Linked DNA regions of Homo sapiens: region 1 is linked to region 2. Evidence: read pairs that join two places in POLR2A ChIA-PET (ENCODE). Cell type or tissue: MCF 10A. All regions are shown on one strand. Links, peaks and the distances in the headings refer to the core of each region. The heading gives the core; the rest is flanking DNA. Region 1 overlaps MR1 (major histocompatibility complex, class I-related). Region 2 has its middle 32 kb from the start of LINC01732.

The links. ChIA-PET counts read pairs that join two places held together with the same protein. Peaks named below come from ENCODE experiments on the same cell type or tissue, not always from the same donor. Only the 100,000 strongest peaks of a DNase experiment are listed, where the experiment ranks them.
Region 1: POLR2A ChIA-PET joins it to region 2 with 24 read pairs; 13 of 35 experiments call an interaction of 5 or more read pairs at or near these places.

Annotation. Positions count from the first base shown.
Region 1 is chr1:181,039,804-181,050,515 of GRCh38, reverse strand. It overlaps MR1 (major histocompatibility complex, class I-related), which reads right to left. Exons shown (of 6, transcript NM_001385161.1): 2 at 1,204-1,464; 3 at 230-505. Among named protein-coding and RNA genes, the nearest start is that of MR1, 11 kb to the right of the region's middle. RefSeq lists enhancers at 3,853-4,355, 5,674-5,913, 6,034-6,173 and a silencer at 5,473-5,622. In MCF 10A, for the core only: no CTCF peak of the experiment used is centred there; DNase peaks (open chromatin) are centred at 5,765 and 7,395.
Region 2 is chr1:181,137,043-181,147,754 of GRCh38, reverse strand. No RefSeq gene overlaps it. Among named protein-coding and RNA genes, the nearest start is that of LINC01732, 32 kb to the left of the region's middle. RefSeq lists enhancers at 5,632-6,132, 6,144-6,223, 6,133-6,633 and a cis regulatory region at 5,779-6,328. In MCF 10A, for the core only: a CTCF peak has its summit at 5,078 (motif pointing right); DNase peaks (open chromatin) are centred at 5,104 and 5,994.

The DNA.
Region 1 (10,712 bases), core at 4,226-8,225, 99 kb after region 2:
CTTGGAGGTACTCCACTCTGTCAAGACAAGGGGAACTGTCAAATCTTGTCAAGATGCTGCTCAAAAGTAACCAGGGAAAGTTTTCGTGGGGGCTCTAGCCATGAGATCACAATAGGCCAACTAAAGAGATGGCTTTCAGGATACAGTGGATATAACCTAGATTAAAAGAGTTACGTATAAAAACAGTTGTTCAGGCAATGTGGGAATGAGGCCTTCTCTTTCTCTTTACCTGTTCTTTGTAGGGTGTCTTTCCCATACTCCAGGAATCTCTTTAGCCAGGCAATACATTCTTCTTCCAGCCAATTCTTTTGATACAGCAACTCATGCTGATTGGCCTCCCATGCCTGCTTGATGGTGTGAGCCACATTATCTACAGCCAGCCAGGAGAGGGTGTCTTTATTGAAGATCAGGAAATCCTGCCCGTCATATGCATACTGCAGAAATCCTGTGGTGCTTCCATCCTCCAGCAGCTCACAGCCAATCATTCTCTGGTAAGTGTGAGACCCTGGAACACACACAGAAGCCCAGAGGGGTCCACACAGAGACAGAGGTGGGCTCTCAAGTGCTGGGAGCAGGGGCATGGCTGGAAGCATCCTTTGGTCTACATTATGTCACCCCCCAGGCCTGCCATGGCATCGCTGAGTCCCCAGGAGGTCCCCCTTATGGAAGCCCACCTGTCAGCAGGTATCTGTGAAGTACCTACTGCCTGTCAAAGGAGTGTGCTAATTCCCGCCTTGGGGAGTTATCCTGTAATGGGAATGACTGATAAACTTTGTGGCTATTCTGACTGCAGTGGAGGAGGGAGAGAGATGCAGGAGCCAGAAATACCCCTGGGAAAGTTACTGTCGATACTCATAAGCAAGTCACTAGGCCTGACTACCAGGAAGTGAGACGCAGAATGGGCAAATTTAGAATGGAAAAGGAGATGCATATCAGAAGCCTGAGTGGAAATGGGATGCAGATACGGATACAGAGATGGGGAAGAGTGGGTGGGGCAAATGACAGAGTGCTCCTGGGGGAGAGAGGGACAGTCCAGAAGATGCACAGGCAGATGGGAGGCCCTGAACTCCACCAACCTGATTCCTCAGGCTTTGCCAAAGCTACAGCAGGTGCAATTCAGCATCCGCTTATTGGAGGCCAGCCCAGGGGTCTCTGCGGGTTGGGGTGGGATGGGGGAAGCGTCTGTCTCTGCCGCATGCACACCTGAGTGATTGTAGTGCCTCTGTAGGCGCTTCAGTTCCACCTTGAACATCTGCTGCCAGCCCCTCAGCAGCTGAGTGTACCTCTCCCAGTGATCAGGCGCGAGGTTCTCTGCCATCCATGGGGCCCGTGGCTCCTTCTGCCGAGTGACACTGTCATATGTGGTGATAGGGTGCGAGTCCACGTACCCAACCGAAATAAATTCAGGGACCCCATGGATGGGATCCGAAACGCCCAGGCGAAAATATCTCAGAGAGTGCGTCCCTGGAAAGGAGGCAAAGAAGGAAGACATGTAGGGTCCCAGATGATCCAGATCCTTCAACTGCATTCATTTAGCCCCACACGAGTGCTCCCTACTCAGCTGTACCCAGGCCTCCACGCCCCAGCTGCCATTTCCTCTTACAGAACCACAGAACCCAGGAACCGGGGCCTGGACAGGACGTAAGAGCTCCAGACCAGTGACTTGGAGCCTTTCTCGTTCAGGTTTGCAAATGCAGGATGGAATTTTATAGGTAATCTCAACTTGTAGACAAAATATAGAGTGCTGCTATGGTTGTAGGGGGAAGGGAGAAGACCACTCATTGGGGATACAGGGGGAGCTGTCCCTGCGGGAGCCCTCGGGAACTCTGAAGGCTTGAAAACCCTGATGACGCAGCCTTCTTCTTTTACCAAAGAAGCCTCTGGTGAATAAATGAGGACCCCCACTCCACCTCTGTGTGTGCACGTGTGGGCATATACACACAGGCACACAAACACATGCACTGAGCATTTTTTTTTTTTTGAGATGGAGTCTTGCTCTGTTGCCCAGGCTGGAGTGCAATGGCACGATCTCTGTTCACTGCAACCTCCGCCTCCTGGGTTCAAGTGATTGTCCTGCTCCAGCCTCCCAGGTAGCTGAGATTACAGGCACACACCACCACGCCTGGCTAATTTTTTGTAGTTTTAGTAGAGTCAGTGTTTCATCATGTTGGCCAGGCTGGTCTCAAACTCCTGACCTCATGATCTGCACACCTCGGCCTCCCAAAGTGCTGGGATTATAGGCATGAGCCACTGCGCCTGGCCGAAATTTATTTATTTATTTTATTTTATTTATTTTTTTGAGATGGAGTCTTGCTCTGTTGCCCAGGCTGGAGTGCAGTGGCACAAACTCGGCTCACTGCAACCTCCGCCTACCGGGTTCAAGCAATTCTCTGCCCCAGCCTCCAAAATAGCTGGGATAACAGGCACTGGTCACCACGCCTGGCTAATTTTTTTGTATTTTTAGTAGAGACAGGGTTTCACCATCTTGCCCAGGCTGGTCTTGTACTCCTGACCTCGTGATCCACCCACCTCGGCCTCCCAAAGTGCTGGGATTACAGGCGTGAGCCACCGCGCCTGGCCTATTTATTTTATTTATTTTTTATTTTTTATTTTTTAGAGACAGAGTCTCACTCTGTCGCCCAGGCTGGAGTGCAGTGGCATGATCTTGGCTTACTACAACCTCTGCCTTCTGGGTTCAAGTGATTCTCCTGCCTCAGCCTCCTGAGTAGCTGGGACTACAGGCGCGTGCCACCATGCCCAGCTAATTTTTGTATATTTTTAAAGTAGAGATGGGGTTTCACCATATTGACCAGGCTGGTCTCAAACTCCTGACCTCGTGATCCGCCTGCCTTGGCCTCCCAAAGTGCTGGGATTATGGGCGTGAACCACCGTGCCCAGCCTATTTATTTATTTTTTTGAGACAGAGTCTCACTCTGTTGCCCAGGCTGGAGTGCAGTGGCGTGACCTTGGCTCACTGCAACCTCTGCCTCCTGGGTTCAAGTGATTCTCCTGCCTCAGCCTACTGAGTAGCTGAGATTACAGGTATGTGCCAGCATGCCTGGCTAATTTTTGTATTTTTAGTAAAAACAGGGTTTTGCCATGTTAGTCAGGCTGGTCTCGAATTCCTGACCTCATGATCTGCCCACCTCGGCCTCCCAAATTGCTGGGATTACAGGTGTGAGCCACCATGGCCGGCCGAAATTTTTTTTTTTTTTAAAGCACAGTGCTTTTCCTATTATGTCAAACCACTGCTGTTAACCATTTTCTTATTCTTTTTCTACTTACTAGTTATAAGGATTGTAATAAGGGTTAAAAGTAAACCAAAATGAAACAAAACTGTTTGGCCCTCCCTGCTGTTCCCACATTGAACTTCTCTCCGCTTGTCCAAGAAGCTTAGGGCCTGACGGAGACAAAGTGGTTTCAAGGTGGCATTATGGGTGGTGGTGTGTCCGCAATTGGTGGGTTCTTGGTGTCACTGACTTCAAGAATGAAGCCGTGGACCCTCGCGGTGAGTGTTACAGCTCTTAAGGTGGCGCGTCTGGAGTTTTTTCCTTCTGATGTTCGGATGTGTTTGGAGTTTCTTCTTTCTGTTGGGTTGGTGCTCTCGCTGGCTCAGGAGTGAAGCTGCAGACCTTCGCAGTGAGTGTTACAGCTCTAAAGGCGGTGCGTCTGGAGTTGTTCGTTCCTCCTGGTGGGCTCGTGGTCTCGCTGGCTTCAGGAGTGAAGCTGCAGACCTTCGCCATGAGTGTCACAGCTCATAAAGGCAGTGTGGACCCAAAGAGTGAGCAGCAGCAGGATTTATTGCAAAGAGCGAAACAACAAAGCTTCCACAGTGTGGAAGCGGACCCGAGACGGTTGCCACTGCTGGCTCGGGCAGCCTGCTTTTATTCTCTTATCTGGCCCCACCCACATCCTGCTGATTGGTAGAGCCCAGTGGTCTGTTTTGACAGGGCACTGATTGGTGCGTTTACCATCCCTCAGCTAGACACAAAGGTTCTCCACGTCCCCACCAGATTAGCTAGATACAGTGTCCACACAAAGGTTCTCCAAGTCCCCACCAGAGTAGCTAGATGCAGAGTGTCGATTGGTGCAGTCACAAACCCTGAGCTAGACACAGGGTGCTGATTGGTGTTTACAAACCTTGAGCTAGATACAGAGTGCCGATTGGTGTATTTACAATCCCTTAGCTAGACATAAAGGTTCTCCACGTCCCCACCAGACTCAGGAGCCCAGCTGGCTTCACCCAGTGGATCCCCCACTGGGGCTGCAGGTGGAGCTGCCTGCCATTCCCGCGCCGTGCGCCCGCACTCCTCAGCCCTTGGGTGGTCATGGGACTGGCGCCGTGGAGCAGGGGTGGCGCTCATCGGGGAGGCTCGGGCCGCACAGAGGCCCATGGAGGGGGTGGGAGGCTCAGGCATGGCGGGCTGCAGGTCCCCAAGCCCTGCCCCGCAGGAAGGCAGCTAAGGCCCGGCGAGAAATCGAGCTGCAGCGCTGGTGGGCTGGCACTTCTGGGGGACCCAGTACACCCTCCGCAGCCGCTGGCCCGGGTGCTAAGCCCCTCATTGCCCGGGCCGGCAGGGCCGGCTGCCCCCAGTGCAGGGCCCGCCAAGCCCACGCCCACTTGGAACTCCAGCTGGCCCGCAAGCGCCGCCCGCAGCCCGGGTTCCCGCTCGCGCCTCTCCCTCCACACCTCCCTGCAAGCTGCGGGAGCGGGCTCCGGCTTTGGCCAGCCCAGAAAGGGGCTCCCACAGTGCAGCGGTGGGCTGAAGGGCTCCTCAAGTGCCGCCAAAGTGGGAGCCCAGGCAGCGGAGGCGCCAAGAGCGAGCTAGGGCTGTGAGGACTGCCAGCACGCTGTCACCTCTCAGTGTTATGGGATCCAAGCTGGTGTGGGCCCTTAGGAGAGACTTCCAGAGAAGGTGATGTCTTAGGGAGGTCTCAGGGACAGGTAGGAGGTGAGTAGGCAGAGGGGCTGGGAGGGGATGCAGGAGGGCGGGCAGGGGGAGCAGGGCAGAGACCACATGTGCAAGCAGGAGGTTCGAGAAGGCGGGGCGTGCATGGGAACCAAATGGCCTGGGACGTCTGGAGCACAGTGACAGGCGTCACGGGCAGAGGCGATGCCTGGGAGGTGGAGCCCAGGCTGAGAAGGCTACGTACCCCATGCCATCCCCAAAAGCTGGCAAATAGAAGGTATGCAGCCACAATGGCTTTCTTCCCCTACTCTGCCTGCCGGTGTCTGCAGATGCCCATGTCCAAGCCTTTTGTCCTGTTATCTCCTGCCATTCTGACCCATCTAAATCCTTCCCAGTCCTCAAAACCCACCTCCAAAAACATTTCATCCCTAAAACAGGATCATCCCTAAAATTTCATGGCTAAATTGAGATGACAGATGGAGGCTCACATACCAGAGATCCAGATATTTAAAAGGAATAAATCAATCTAACAAACTTGAAATATGTTCTATCCCCCCACCTTGAGAGATTGCCCTTTGTATGGCTTCGAAGACCAAGTTCAAATTAAAAAATCTCACACTGTGTGAAGTTCTGGGCCTGAATGGGGCGGCACAGAGAAAGCTGGTGTCTCCCTCCAGTCCCCGGCCCTCAGCCTGAGACTCACCTCTTTTTCTTCCTGTTTCTTGCTCCTTCCAGCACTGCCAAGGGCCTCCCACAATTAAACACCTCTACTTTTTTATTCAGGCTCAGCCACAAACTGCCTCTTGTCTGAGCTTGTCCTGGGCTTAAGTGATCCTCCCACCTCTTGGCCACCCCTCAGGCCTAGCAAGGCCCTCAAGGGCAGCCAGTCCACCTTTAGGAGGATGGGCCAAAGTGCGAGTTTGTTGTGTAAACCTCAGCAGCTCTGAGTCAGCTGAGTGGGGAACTCCAGGTTCCTGGGTGCCTGGAGTCTGGTCTAGAGTGGAGGGGCCCAGACACAGGGTTACCACCTCCCCTCAGCCTCACGCACTCCTCGCTCTGTGGGAAAGGATGTGGGTAGCAGAGGGCCAGAGTGGGGCTCTCTGAATGTGGGGCCATATCCAGGGGCTTCTCTTGCCTGTGTCTAAGAGCTGTACTACACAACACTTCCCCAGTCTTTCCAGATTGCCCACCCTGCTGCTGCCATCACCTTTAGGACCTCCCCTACATTCAGATCTTCTAACCTGGCCCTTGCCACTATAGAGAATCTTGCAAGGGTGAATACCACTTAATGATATTCATTCCTTCCTCCTCATTTATAAGCATATAGTTAAGAAAAAAGATCAGGCCGGGCGCAGTGGCTCACGCCTGTAATCCCAGCACTTTGGGAGGCCGACGCGGGCGGATCATGAGGTCAGGAGATCGAGACCAACCTGGCTAACATGGTGAAACCCCGTCTCTACTAAAAATACAAAAAATTAGCCAGGCGTTGTGGCAGGCACCTGTAGTCCCAGCTACTTGGGAGGCTGAGGCAGGAGAATGGTGTGAACCCGGGAGGCGGAGCTTGCAGTGAGCCAAGATCACGCCACTGCACTCCAGCCTGGGCGACAGAGTGAGACTCTGTCTCAAAAAAAAAAAAAAAAAAAAGATCAGACAAAAAAAAAAAATCAGCTCACAAAATAGTTGGATTAGCTTCTGTGCTACAAGTTTGTTTATATTTTTCTTTTCTCTAAAACTGCTTATGAAATAACTCATAATGTGCAGGTTATCTTTCAGAACTGACCACCCCAAGGCCAGGGTACCCTTACCTTGCATACTAGGAAAAACAAGAGGCCCTGAGAGGTATCTCCCAGAGCAACTGATTGTACTAGTTAGTGTATGTATGTGTGTGCATATGTGTGTGTGTGTATGACAGGGTTTTACTCTGTTGCCCAGCTGGAGTGCAGCGGCATGATCACAGCTCACTGTAGCCTTGAATTCCTGGGCTTAAGTGGTCCTCTCACCTCAGCCTCCTGAGTAGCTGGGATTATAAGCACGTCACCACTTCTTTTTAATAGAGACAGGGTCTGTGTTGCCCAGGCTGGTCTCAAATTCCTGGCCTTAAGTGATCCTCCCACTTTGGCCTCCCAAAGTGCTGGGATTAGAGATGTGAGCCACCACGCCCAGCAATTAAAATCATTGTTAGCACTTCTTTCTCCTTGCTCCTGGAGCTGGGGTGTAGCAGTTTGGCAGGGTTCAGAGTAGGTATCCCCGCCCCATGGGCTCCTCCCTCACAGGTGTTATCCTGCATGTCAGCTGCAATACTGAACAGGATGGAGGCTGGCCTCCCACAGGCTGGGGCAGCATAAGGTCCCAATGTCCCTCTGTATTGCTTTGACCTTTTACTTCCCCCTTCCCTTCCTGTGGTGGGTGAGGGCTTGGGTTGGGAGGGAAGACAGTGGAAGCCTCTGGGGTAGTCATGAGAGCCTCTTCATAAAAGTGTTGGTTCTTATGCAAACAAGAGCCAGAGATTGCATCAGAGCATGAGTTCTGTCGTAAAACCAATAGCTACCAGATTCTGCCTTCTGTTTCCCTCTGCTTACTACCTTCTACCTGCTTCTCAATCTTAAAGCACTTAAGAACAGGGACTTTGCTTTTTTCCTTTGTATTTCCTGCAAAGCTTAGCACAGGGAGCTTGGCACATGGTAGTAGCTTGGTAAATATTGGGTGAATTAAATTGTTGGTGAAACACTTTATTTCTGTGGTTTGGAATAATGAAATATGCTGAAATGAATATGAATCTATTTAACCTGGATCTTTTTTGAGACAGAGTCTCATTCTGTCGCCCAGGTTGGAGTGCAGTGGCGTGATCTCGGCTCACTGCGGCCTCTGCCTCCCTGCTTCAGGCAATTCTCCCTGCCCCAGCCTCCCAAGTAGCTGGGATTACAGGTGCCCACCATCACGCCTGGCTAATTTTTGTATTTTTTTTTAGTATAGACGGGTTTTTGCCACGTTGGCCAGGCTGGTCTTGAACTCCCGACCTCAGGTGATCTGCCTGCCTTGGTCTCCCAAAGTGCTGGGATTACAGGCGTGAGCCACCGCACCTGGCCTAAAAAATATTTTTGATTTGGCCGGGCGCGGTGGCTCACGCCTCTAATCCCAGCACTTTTGGAGGCCGAGGTGGGTGGATCACCTAAGGTCAGGAGTTCAAGACCAGCCTGACCAACATGGAGAAACCCCATCTCTACTAAAAATATAAAATTAGCCAGGCATGGTGGCGCATGCCTGTAATCCCAGCTACTAGGGAGGTGAGGCAGGAGAATCGCTTGAACCTGGGAGGTGGAGGTTGTGGTGAGCCGAGATCGCGCCACTGCACTCCAGCCTGGGCAACAAGAGCGAGACTCCATCTCAAAAAAAAAAAAAAAAAAATTATCTTTGATTCAAGGGAAGGCTGGTGAATGGAGAGTTGAACTGCAATCTGGGATCTGCAAAGGGTACTATATATATTCTGCAATTGATTTTGAAATAGTTCTATTTTTTCACATCTGGAAAGTTTTGTGGCTACACTGGAGGTACACAACTGTCTAAAGAAGGAGGACCCAAAAGGAGGAACAAGTTGTGAATATTAGTTCTCACACTTCCTTAATATTGATTTGTATATCCAATGCTTCTTCTGTGCCAGCCACTCTTCTAGGCCCTAAGCTTGTACCAGACCAAACAGATAAAAATGTCTGCCCTCATGGAGTCTACACCCTAGTCGGGGGAAGGGGAGAAGACAGACTAGAAAATAAAATATATAATTTTTTTAAAGTACAGTGAAGAAAAATAAAACTGCAAAGAGGAATGGGCAACACTATTTAAAAAAGGAAGGCGTATTAAGGAAGGTTTCCCACAAAGCTGAATTCTGAGCAAGTGCCTGCAAGGAGTTGGGGAGACAGGCAGGTGTCTGGGGACAGCAGTCTGGACAAGAAGGGCCATGCAAAGGCCCCTGGAAAGAACATGCCTGGCACATTCCAGGAGCAGCACAAAGGCCTGTGGCTGGAGTTGAGGGAGTGAGGGGAAAAGAAAGAGGGAGGAATCACTTCCATAGTTTTTCATGGGAAAAAATCCCCACGGAGAGCAGACTCCAGACAGAGAATGTGGAGAGGAGAAAAAAGAAGGAAGAAAAAAAGATGCTGTGTTGCTGAGCTAAGCTGGGTTGGTGTAGAACATCCCCTGGAATCTGGGTTTTCTATTTTTATGATCTCTGAGGTCTACATTCCTGATAGATGCCAACAAGCAAAAAAACCTCCAGTATTAACAACTTGGGGCATTAGTGCCCAATAGCAGGATTTATTCCAGTTAAGTATCACCAGCATCATCTCCAAACATAATATTTACAATTCATGTAACTTTGCTTTCTTATAAAAATGTAATTTTCACAAGAATTTGCATTATCTGAAGTTAAAAGAGGTAGATAGAGAGAAATATGGTCTGTTGACAATACTGTCCAAGTAAGTATTGTGCTTTATTTATTTATTTATTTATTTATTTATTTATTTATTTATTGAGACAGAGTCTCACTCTGTCACCCGGGCTGGAGTGCAGTGGCACAGTCTCTGCTCACTGCAACCTCTGCCTCCCAGGTTCAAGCGATTCTCCTGCCTCAGCCTCCCAAGTAGCTGAGATTACAGGCGCCTGCCACTACACCCAGCTAATTTTTTTATTTTTAGTAGAGATGGGGTTTCACCACGTTGGCCAGGCTGGTCTTGAACTCCTACCTCATGATTCCCCCTGCCTTGGCCTCCCAAAGTGCTGGGATTACAGACATGAGCCACCGTGCCTGGCTGTGTCTTTCTTTCTTTCTGGGTTTTTTTTTTTTTTAACTTCAATCTAATTCTGATGCCTGGTTTTGAAACAGTTGTTCTCCACCAGCCAGCCTTGACTTCAAAGTCCAGGCACCTAAAGGCTGGACTTGCTTTTTCAGTCACACCCATCCACCACTGGTTCAGCCCAGCGTGGCTCTGCTCCAGGACATCACAGTCCCTTCCTCTTCATTTGCCATGGGCCCAGTTACCCATCTGGTGCCTCCACAGGAACAAGTCATGCTTGCTCCTTAGCTGGGCCTTTAAAATGTTACCTCTGCTGTGGTGGGAAGTTGATTGACACATGTTCAGTCAGTAACTCACAACAGAAAAGATGAGGAAAAGTCCAGGTACCCTCTCTCTCCTAGTACATTAAAACTTGTGATAATTTATATCCCACCAGGATTTGTTGCAGACATAATCAGATTTCGAATCATTTGGAAAGGCCAATATTTTACCATTTTTGACCTATAAAAATGGCAATTTCATATCATTTGATCTAATCTTCCATTTCTCTTTTCTCGCCCTAATAATTTTGAAATTAAGTCTCTCTCTCCCTTTCCATGAACAGATAGATCATCAGCATCAACTCACTTATTAAGCTGAAATATACAATTTAGAATTTGGTATTCTGTCTAAACCAGTCAAGCTACTTCTCAAAAGGCATCTCCTGCCCAGTCTCATCAGCTTCTGACAGATAGTGCTGGAGAACCCGAACGACACAACCAAAAACTCTTAGGCTAGGTGCAATGGCTACTTGATAGTTCTAAATCATGTTCCCTTTAACCTGTCCATTAACCAGTTGGGCCATTCTTACAAAAGGCTGTGAAAATCACTGGATTGTAAAATAATTGATGAAGTGTTTTCACTTCATCCATGAGGGCAATTTTTCTTTTCTTTTTTCTTTTTTTTTTTTTTTTGAGATGGAGTCTCGCTCTGACACCCAGGCTGGAGTGCAGTGGCATGATCTTGGCTCACTGCA
Region 2 (10,712 bases), core at 2,793-6,792:
TCAATGCACATAGCTCACATGCTGAAGTGCCCTGGTCACTGTCTCCCACTCCAGACCATGAACTTTCTGACTATGAGGAATGTGTTTTCTTCCCTGTTATATCCTCCAGTGCTCAGCCAACTGACATACAATTCCAAAGAGATAAATAGCATTGTTACAAGGGAAAACACGGCAGACATCAAGGTGAATAGTGTTGAATGAATGAACTACTGCAGAGGAAGATTTTGGAAGGCTCTTCATTCTCCTTCATGGAGATGTGAAAGATGCCTGGAGTCAATTATAAGTCATCTTCCAAGACAGTTCCACCCACAGGTAGTTAATCTCATTTATTTGGGGCTGCTTTTTGTTGGCTTCAACCTCAGAGGATAAACAAGTTTGTTTTTGTTTTTGTTGCTGTTGTTGTTTTTGAGAAAGGGTCTCACTTTCTTGCCCAGGCTGGAGTGCAGTAGTGCAATCTCGGCTCACTGCAACCTCTGCTTCCTGAGCTCAAGAGGTTCTCCAGTCTTAGCCTCCTGAGTATCTGGGACTACAGGCATGAACCACTAATGCCCGGCTAATTTTTTTGTATTTTTGTAGAGATGGGGTTTTGCCGTGTTGGCCAGGCTGGTCTTGAACTCCTGAGCTCTAAGTGATCTGCCCACCTCAGCTTCCCAAAGTGCTGGGATTACAGGCATGAGCCACCGTGCCCACCAGGATAAGCTATTTTTAACTTTGTCTCCCAAATTTTGAGAAGTGTCCTGTTCTGAGGCCTGAATGCAACTCTGAATTGCCCTTTGGGCATTTCTTTGACTCCTGATCACATTTCTGATAATTTATATTTCCCACTCCACCCCATCTACAAGGTTTTAGGGTATTTGTGAAGAAAGGAGTATCAACAATGTACTACTTTTAAACATAAATAACTAGATTATGTATTAAAGTCATATTCATCACTGATTCGTACATGCATGAGTATATACTTTCTTATTGATATCTGTACTTTCTTATTGATCAATACTTGACAAAGCACTTGCTGGCATAGGCAAAATGGCATCTCCTTCTTCCTTTTGGCATTCAGTTAAAACAATCCACACAGGCTTCATCTTCCTTTCTTCTCTTTTTCCTTCCCCTCCCTTCCTGGCCTGGAAGAGTCACATAGGGCCCCTATGGGGTACTGACAGAGAGGGGGCTGCTGTGTGGAGTTCACTGATGATATGCCTGCTGGCACCTAAGGATACAGGGCACTAGAGGTGGGGACAGGGAGTAGAGGTGAAAGACACAGCTGCTGTCATTGGGAGATTGATTACGTTACAAAAATAAGTAAACTTATTGAGCAAATAAGTACATATCTTGAGGATAATGACAGTCCGGTTTCTTACTGTTGGAGAAGAGAATTACAAATATAGAAAAGAAGGAAACTATAAAGAACACTGAGGTGGATTGGAACTGGAGGTGTGAGTATCATCGACTTACTGTTTTCTGATATATAAACACAGGTAGATATGGAAATAGTTGTAGATGTGTGTATACACCTGTGAGTGTACATATGCACACATATATTTCCTAGATCTGTCCACTCAACAGGCCTAGAAGCAATGACACCTCAGTAACAAGAAGCACACTAAGGGCTCAGATTTTGGTTCCTAAACACCATCCTCCACTACAAGAAGGCAGGGCTCCTTGGAGAAAGAGCTAATTCCAGGCTGGAGAAGGAAAAGTACCATGATGAGCCTTGGTCATTTTGTAGTGCCAGAAAGTAAGACAGTGCTGAGAATGGTGGAGATGTGTCAGAAGGAGGCAGGAGCCAAGCTGAAGGGACTCCACTGGCCATATCTGGAGCAATGTGAACATCAAAATAAACAAGGACGGCAATGGAATACAATCCATTGAATAAAACAAGATTCCCTACTGAAATAAATATGCAAACGAACATAGAAAATGGGAAAGCTTTGTATTACAGTAGCCCACCAACTAATAAAATGAAAAGGAATGATGGAAATAGAAAACCATAATTTGGAAACTGTCATAGTTGTGGTTGATTCTGGCAGGAGACATCAATGGAGGCTAAGATTGGGAGATGCAAGTTTGATAAAGAACAGGATTACCTCCCCACAAAATGCCATCAATTTAAAGGGGGTAAATGGGGTCTTTATAGGAGAGAAACCTGGCAGACAAACGTTGGTACGTGACTGGTGATCAAAATAAACAGTTCCAGTTGTGGAATGGATTGACATCCTATGTCTCCTCCTTCCACCCCATGCAATTTGCTGAAATGAGAATAGCATCATTTCTGTGGTGTTCTTATCAAGGGAGCATGACCCAAGTCTGGACACCAGGACATTAGACAGACCCAGGGACGTCCTGCAGAATGAAAGGTTTGTACTCTTTAAAACAGTCGATGACATGAAAGACAGGGAAAGACTAAGAAACTGTTTCAAATTGGAGAAAACTAAAGAGGCACAAGAACCATGCAACTTGTATTCCTGGATATGATCTTGGACTAGAAAGGAAAAAGAGACATTGTTGGGACAGCTTGAAAATTTTGAATGGGGTCTGTGGATTGGATGGCAGATGTGTCCAAGTGCAAGCCCTGACTTGAAAGGTTCTATGGTGGCTATGTAGGAGATTATATAGTCCTAGTTCTGTAATAAATGATTTAACATGGCCAGGTGTGGTGGCTCATGCCTCTAATCCCAGCACTTTGGGAGGCCAAAGCAGGCAGATCACTTGAGGTCAGGAGTTCAAGACCAGCTTGGCCAACATGGTGAAATCCCCGTCTCTACTAAAAATACAAAAATGGCCCTGGCATCGTGGCGGGTGCCTGTAATCCCAGCCACTCAGGAGGCTGAGACAGGAGAATCGCTTGAACCCAGAAGGCAGAGGTTGCAGTGAGCCAAAATTGCGCCACTGCACTCCAGCCTGGGCAACAGAGTGAGACTCTATCTCAAATAAATAAATAAATACATAAATGATTTAACAGTTTGCCAAGGACCAAGGGAACAGCTTCCTCACTTCACGCAACAGAACATATAAAGATACATTTGAAACATCTTCATCCTTTGTTTATTTTCTAATATAATATGCTGAACTCCATCTAACATCATGGCATGGCCCCAACATCCTCTTTGGCCATTTGTCTTTCAGTCTATCGCTAAGAATTTATCTTCTTCCTGACCTGCTACTTCCTGGTTTTCTAACTTCAGGAGCTTTTTGTTCATTGAGGGTGCAAGCTTTTATTCTGCCTTGAAGCACTCTCCCCATTAGCTAGGAGATTTTTTGACAAGAAAGGTGTATCTAAGCCCATTTTCTGTAAAATCTGTCATTGCCTAAGTGGTACCCTGCTGCTTGAGTCCTCATTCGTCTCCATGGCAATGTTCTGAAACTAGTCTGCTTGTGTAAGTTCAAGGCCCATCAAATTATTTACCCTAACAGAGTCTTTGTATCCCACCAATGCACACACAGACACATTCAGTGCATCATAGCAGCAACCTTCAAAAACGTAGCCACAGTTTGGTTTATATTCATTTCAGAAACAACCTCATCTTTTGAACTGGATAGTCCACTCATCAGCTGAGCTTCGTTTACTCATCCATTCATTCATGTGTGTGGGCTTAGTGAGGGGTGACATAAAAACTTACCTCTTCCTTGGGGGCTGGAGTAGGAATCAGGGATGGCTTCATGGAGGAGTAGTTAGCTGACCACTGAAGGAGAAGGGCTTTCCTGACAAAAACAAAGCACAAAAGCATGGAGCTATGAATGAGATGACCAGGCTGGGGAATGGGGTGAAGGAGGGTGGTAATGAGAGGTACAGAGGAGAGGCAAGAGAGAAGGATGGGAACACTCTCCTAAGTATAAAATACTGAGGAATTGGCACTTTTCTTTAAGGCACTGAGGAAGATTTTAGGAGGAAATGCAGCATCCTCCGATTCATGTTTTCAAAAGCTCTCATTTGCTGCTGCACTGAGGTTTGATTAAAGGGTAAAGTCTCAGGGGCAGAAACACACTGACGAGGGCCTGAGCACACCACAGAGTGAGGGTGCACGGTGGAGATTCAGGCACCACTTCAGAGGCAGGCTGGGGAGGACCCAGTGACCATCAGATGGAGGAGAGAGGGACACTGCAGGGATTTCTGAGCCTGTTTAATGTCCAAGAAGGGAGAGTGTGGGAGAGAAGATAAAGAGTTTCATTTGGTACAGTTTGAGGAGTCTCTGAGACATTTAGTAATAAAATTAGATTTTGGCACACCCCCTGTCCTCCAATTTCCCCACACCCTTCATTCTCTATCACAGGGATGAAGCAACCTGATGAGCTAATCTCCACTGAGGTTGAATTAAGATTTAAAGGTTTAACCTGTGACTCCCCCACAGGAATTGCATTTTCATTTAACAGGAGTACCACTTAGCCAATCTTAATCAAAGGAAGGACTCTCTTTTAGCAAAATTCCAGGCAATGTGATGAGCAAGTTGGGGAGATGTTTTCAGGCAGGGAGATCTGCCAAACACCCCTCATATCACATGACAGAGGCTACAGCTACAAACTGTCTTAGTGAAGAGAATTCCCTGTTGAAGTTTCCCCTTCATTCCAAAAAACCCAGTTCATCCCATAAACAAAGGGATCTTCCTCCAGGCAGGACGATGATCTCTTATGGTGGGGTGGCGGGACAGCAGATGTCACAGAGGCCTGGGGTCACTGAGTTCAAGTCCTGGGTCTGCCATTTATTGCTGTATAATCTTGGGCAGTTATTTAATTTTTCTCTAAGACTCGACTTCACCATCCATTAAACAGGAGTTCAGAGCATTTGCCTCTGAGGCTGTTGTGAGCCCAGATTTAAATCACATGGTCACTGTAAACACTAGTTCCTTCTCCTCCCACCCCCAACCCTCACCTCCCCAACTTATTACTTCAGACTTGAAACACCATCAGTCATTCTCACTGCCTCCACCATTTATCTCAGTGTCTTTCAACACCCAATTCACTTAGAGAAGCCTAATTTTCTTCCTGTTCATGCGCTATTAGCTGCTCTGACAACTCTAGGTGATGAAAACCCATTTGTGTGGGACAGGCTGAGCCTCCACACCCAGCGGAGCGGGCTGTGTCTGCGAGCCGCCTGCAGGGGGCAGCATCGGGCAGCGTAAGGCAACGCCAGGGCTCCCTTGTAAAACGCTGGGGTCGGTCTGGGGAGGGCCGCAGAGAAGGCGTTTCAATTCAGACTCCAGCTGACAAAGGATCCATTTTACTCCATGCGGGTCTGACGCAGTCTGTCAGAGAGTCAGGTCTTTGGTAAACAAGAGTGCAGGGAGTGGCTATCCAAAAGCAACCCCGACCCGCGCAAGTCCAGCAGCGTTTTTCCCAAACCCACACCGGGACTAGGTTACCTTTTAATAAGCACGGGTGAGAGAAGCAGAAGACATCTCCTTATGAACTCACGGGGCCCTTGTTGCGGATGCGCCTTTCACCCCCAGTGAAGTAGTGGGAGAGAGCCCTTGACAAGGACAAGAAGGGGAGCTTAACCTCCCCCTCCCCATAAGCATTTTTAGATTTTCCCACACACTCAGCCCCTTCGAGGAGTCCTGGAGAAAACAAAAGAAACAGACACAGATGCTGATTCTAAAGAAGCTATTAATATTGTTGAAAAGACATGCAGATGTGAAGCTGGGATGCAAGGGTACACATGATCATGCTCTGTTTCTGAGAAAGCCTGGTGGCTCCGTGTCCCCAAAGCCCCAGGATGCACAGGCCAACCTGGGATGAATTTCTATGATTTGTGAATTTGTTGACGTGGAAAAACAAAGGGGCAGAACGTTTAAAATCAATCAAGCCTGCCCTGGAAGTCCAGAATATGGGATCGCCGAAGGGACAGATGATCAGAGCTGTAGGAATTTGAGGAAGGGAGCTATTGATGAATGTGGTGTTAAGTGGCCTGGACAAGCCAGTGGACTTGGTCATTCCTGAGAGCCTCGGGCCTCTGTGCCAATGAGAGACACTCATCACCCACTCTCCTATTGACTTTGGCTGGGGAGGGGAACTGCTATGTCACCATGACATCATCACCTTCCAGGAATCATCGAGTCAGCCTCAGCCCTCGAGGCCCCGGAAGTGGAGGCCCCAAGGCAGGACCCACTCACTTCCTCCTAGCCAAAGGCCAGGGGAGAAGGGGCTGCTCCCCACAGAGCTTTGGGCCTGTTTTTCACCACCCTCTCCCAGTACTCAAGGCAGCCAGGACCTGACCCAGGGTAGGTCAGCTTTGCAAAGAGACAGACATCAGCATGGTGCCAGCTGCACCACGCCCACCCACACTCTCACACTGTGGGAGAGAGGCCCCCAGTGGAGAATGGCAGTGGCTGAGAGTTGAAATGCAAGCATCCCTGGTAGAGGTCGGGCTTGTAGCTTTACCAGTCCTTCATACCTCCTTATGTACATGAGCTTCTAAGGGAAAAAATGTGATGGAGGAAGGAATTAGGAATGAAGTAAGAGGGAGTGGGGGCTGGCAGGAACAAGTGCAGAAAGCCGAGGTGGGGAGGGCTAAAAGGAAACCTGTGCCCACTTCATAGCTGAAGGTCACTGCAGATCTGGTGTCACCTGCAGATAGTCATGGGGGGAGGCAGATCGGTCCAGGCCCATTCCTTTCCGGAAAGACAGTGAGCACCACACAGCTCAACTCATCCCATGGCCAGAAGCCCAGGTACAGCACCAGAGGGTATCCACCTGTGGCCCTCAGGGGGTGACTTCCTCTTGCCCTTTCCTCCAGCATAGTCACAGGTGCCTCCCCCATCTTCCCCATATCAGAACTTTCCCTTCTCTGCTAAGAGGATTCAAACCAGTATCTGTCCACACCACATCAGCATCTGTTTCATCTTTTCATTAAACTCAGTGTTCCATTGCTCTGTAAGCTGGTCTTAGGAAAAAGAAAATTAACCAGTAGGCAATAATACGATTTTCTAGCATGGCAAACATCCTATACTCCTCCTACCCCCACTAACACACACACACACATACACACACACACGTGTGCACACACACAATTGGCCATGTTTACTACATTGATTCACTTAATGCCAACAACACCCTGCCAGGTAAATATCTCCATCTTCCAGCTGAGAACACTGCAATTCAGAAAGGGAAAGGAAGTTCTCCAGGGCACACAACTAGTGAGTGACAAAGCCAGTCTCAGAAGCCAGGTCCGTCTGTCTCCAAGGAGCTGGGATCTTTGCATTTGGGTACTCTGACTCAAAATAGGAGCCTCCTCTGCCTCTGAGTCAGAAACTTTAAAATTAGAATTTCATTCAGCGATTCACAAAATCTTAAGGTTGGAAGAAATGTTGAAGGTTGTCCAGGTCCATGACCCGGCAGACATCTGCCTCTCCTGCATAGCAGTGTTCTGGCTTCTGCTTGGATGCTCCATATCCAGGAAGTGTCCTGGTTCAGCCCATGCCGGTTTAGAATTATTAGATGGTTCTAGTGGTTTTGGAGCTGAACTCTCTCCCTATAACATCCATGCATTGGGTCTCCTCTTGGGAACATACAGAACCTAAGCAGTGTCACCCCTAAATTCTCTTTCACCAGACTGTGTGTTCTCAAGTCCTTGCAAGCTGCTCTTATGTGGAGGTTTCTCCCCACTCTCCTCTGTATGGGGGTCTGGTTTGTCTGTTCAGTCTCGAAGGGAGACCCAGCATGACTGTAATTCTCCGGAAGGGAGCTGACCAGCCCTGAGAAGAATGGGAGCAGGTTCCACTGAGGAGACTGTAACTTGTTCATTTATTTACAGATCTTAATACACTGGGGACTCATTTTGACCTTATTATGAATGAAAACCCTTAAATGCCTTTCCCATATGCTGTCCCTAAGCCACACCCTTTCCTGCCCCTGTGCGGCTGGGTTTGAGATGTTTATAACCTGTTCTCTCGGGTTAGGCAATGGCCTGAACATGCTCTTGTATGGTCTGACCAGCCCCCTGCTGCCCGGGCCTCTCCTCAGTGCTCCCTGGCACTGCTGACCCTCTAGGGCCCAGCCACATCCTCCCTCTGGCCCTGCTCTGGTTGTCCACTCTGAGGCTCAGCCATGGGGCCTCCTAGGCCCACCTCTGCAGCATGCTGGCTCTTAATTCCCAGCCTCCTTATGCCCCGCAGGAGGCACCTGGGAAGTCGCGGATACACCTTCATGCAGGTCGTGGAGAAGCAAGGGCCACTGTCTCAGCCCTTCCTCTGACAGGACACAATTTGCCAGCATTTCCACCATGCCGGGGCTGCCCTGCAGACACCTGCAAGGGACTCTCTTCCCAGATATCCAAATGGGAAGTAGGCGGCAGGCCCCTCTACTTTCTACCTCCTATCTACCTATGTAGGCTGTTTCTACCACCTTGCCCCTACCCTTAGTTCATGGGTGGTGGGTGGGGCACACAGCATGGTACCCTGCTCCCTCATTGTGTCAATCTCCCTCCAAGCCTCTCCCAGCACCAGCTGGGTTTTTCTTCCTTCCTGTGGGGCAGGCACTTCCTTTGTGTGGAATCCTCTGTTCTCTCCACTGTGGCTTCACACATCAAGCCATGCTCAGATCCCCCCAGCTCTGCTCTGGATTTACAGAAGGGATCTTCTTGGAAAGTAGAAAAAATATATCCCTCTTATTAACCAGGCTCTCAAAATTATTGACTATTAGCTTGCTATGGACTTTTTAAAATCTGGTTTGAAACACAAAACTGAGGAAGGCTTCTCTGTTCTAGGATGTCTGGGGCTTCCCTAAAGCCACTAAACCCGTTGATTCAGTGAATAGGAGCACTTGATTACTGAGAGTGAAAATCCATTGTTTTAATATCTCAGAGATAATACTTGACTTCTTTCTCACGGCCCTAGACAAACATCTAAAGAACTTGCTCTTTTTGCCTCTTATATTCATACGTTCCTCTCCCTTTACCACCAAGTCCTTCACGTGTCCTGAATCTGTTTCTCCCAGGACTCTACTTGACTCTTCATAAACATACCCCTAACTTATTTTAGGGGATTCTCTTTCACTCATTAGTCATCCCACCATGTGGCACAAAGGTCACACCTCCAAAGGTGTGCCGGCATCTGCTCACATCACCGTGTTTTCAACACAGGCATTAGCATATTTAAAACCAATTAAACTGTGATTATTTTCACCCCAGCCACATTACTCTCAACCCACTTAAGATGGGTGGGAAAGTGGGGTTTGTTTGTGTTTAAACCACATAGCCCAATTTATTACAAGCATAGATGCAGCCCTGGCAACATAGTGAGACCCCATCTCTACAAAAAAATTAAAAGTTAGCTGGGCATGGTTGTGCATGTACCTGTAGTCCCAGCTACTGAGGAGGCTGAGGAAGGAGGATCGCTTGAGCACAGGAGTTTGAGGCTGCAGTGAGCTATGATCATACCACTGTACTCCAGCCTGGGCAACAAAGTGAGACCCTGTCTCAAAAAAATAACAATAAATGAAAAATAAAATAAGCGTAGATGCAGCAAGGTCTCCACCAATGGCTATACCTCCCCTGTGATCCTCCTGGAAGCATCATCCCCAATGGCATGTCCATCCTGGACACTGACTCCAGGGATTGGGCTTCTAAAGCTCATCCTCACCAAACCCAGCAGGGCCCTCTAACCACTAAGGCCCTCACACAACTCTGCTTGTCCTCCACTTTGAGTCAGTCACCAACCAGCACGACTTGGCAGGTTCTATAGCATCCACCTCCCAAAATCCCTTCACGCCATAACGCTTCCCGACCATGGGAGCATTTTGTCATCAATCTCTTCAATGTGCTTCATTCAACAAACATTTATGAACAGCCTCACAGTCAAGCACTGTTCTGGACTCTGCAACTATAACTATTAACAGGCTTCCAAAATTACATTCTGGTGGAGGAGACACAATGTAAAAGGACACACATGAAAAAACAGAGCACTGTGGATTGTTTTTTTGTTCTCTGAAGGAACAAATGGGATCAGCCAAGAGAGTAGAGGGAGGCCACTTTAGGAAGGGACATCAAGAAAGATGTCTCTGAGGTGGAGGCCAAGATTTAAACTACACCTGACAGGTGCATCCTACAGTCTCAGGACAGCCACAGAAGGAGCCCAGAGCCAGGAAGGAGCTGGATGTCTTCAGGCAGCCCAGGGCAATGTGGTGGCAGAGAAAAGAGAAAGGAGGCGAGAAGCAGGAGGAGCAGAGGGACAGGGACAGGCTCAAAGCCGGGGGTTTCACTCTCAAGGCTGGGAAGCAGCATGGCCTGACAGACAGTTCAGCGCTCACTCCAGCTACCAAGAGGGGAATGGAACCTGGGGTCGGCGCAGGGGTGCCAGTGGGGAATCAAGAGTCCCATAGGCGGGTGGGGTGTGGTGGCTCACGCCTGTAATCCCAGCACTGTGGGAGGCCGAGGCGGTCAAGGGGTTCACGACCAGCCTGGCCAACATGGTGAAACCCTGACTCTACTAAAAATGCAAAAATGCAAAAATTAGCCAGGCGTGGTGCTGTGTGCCTGTAATCCCAGCTACTCAGGAGGCTGAGGCAGAGAATTGCTTGAACCCGGGAGGCAGAGGTTGCAGTGAGTTGAGATCACGCCACTGCACTCCAGCCTGGGTGACAGAACAAGACTTCATCTCAAAAACAAAGAGTCCCATAGGTGATCACCTTGTGTGGATGAGAAGCAATGACTCGGGGTTGGCGAAGAAGACGGAAGGCCCTAGAAGGATGGAAATACAATCTGAAGGGAGGTGTATTTTGGAGGC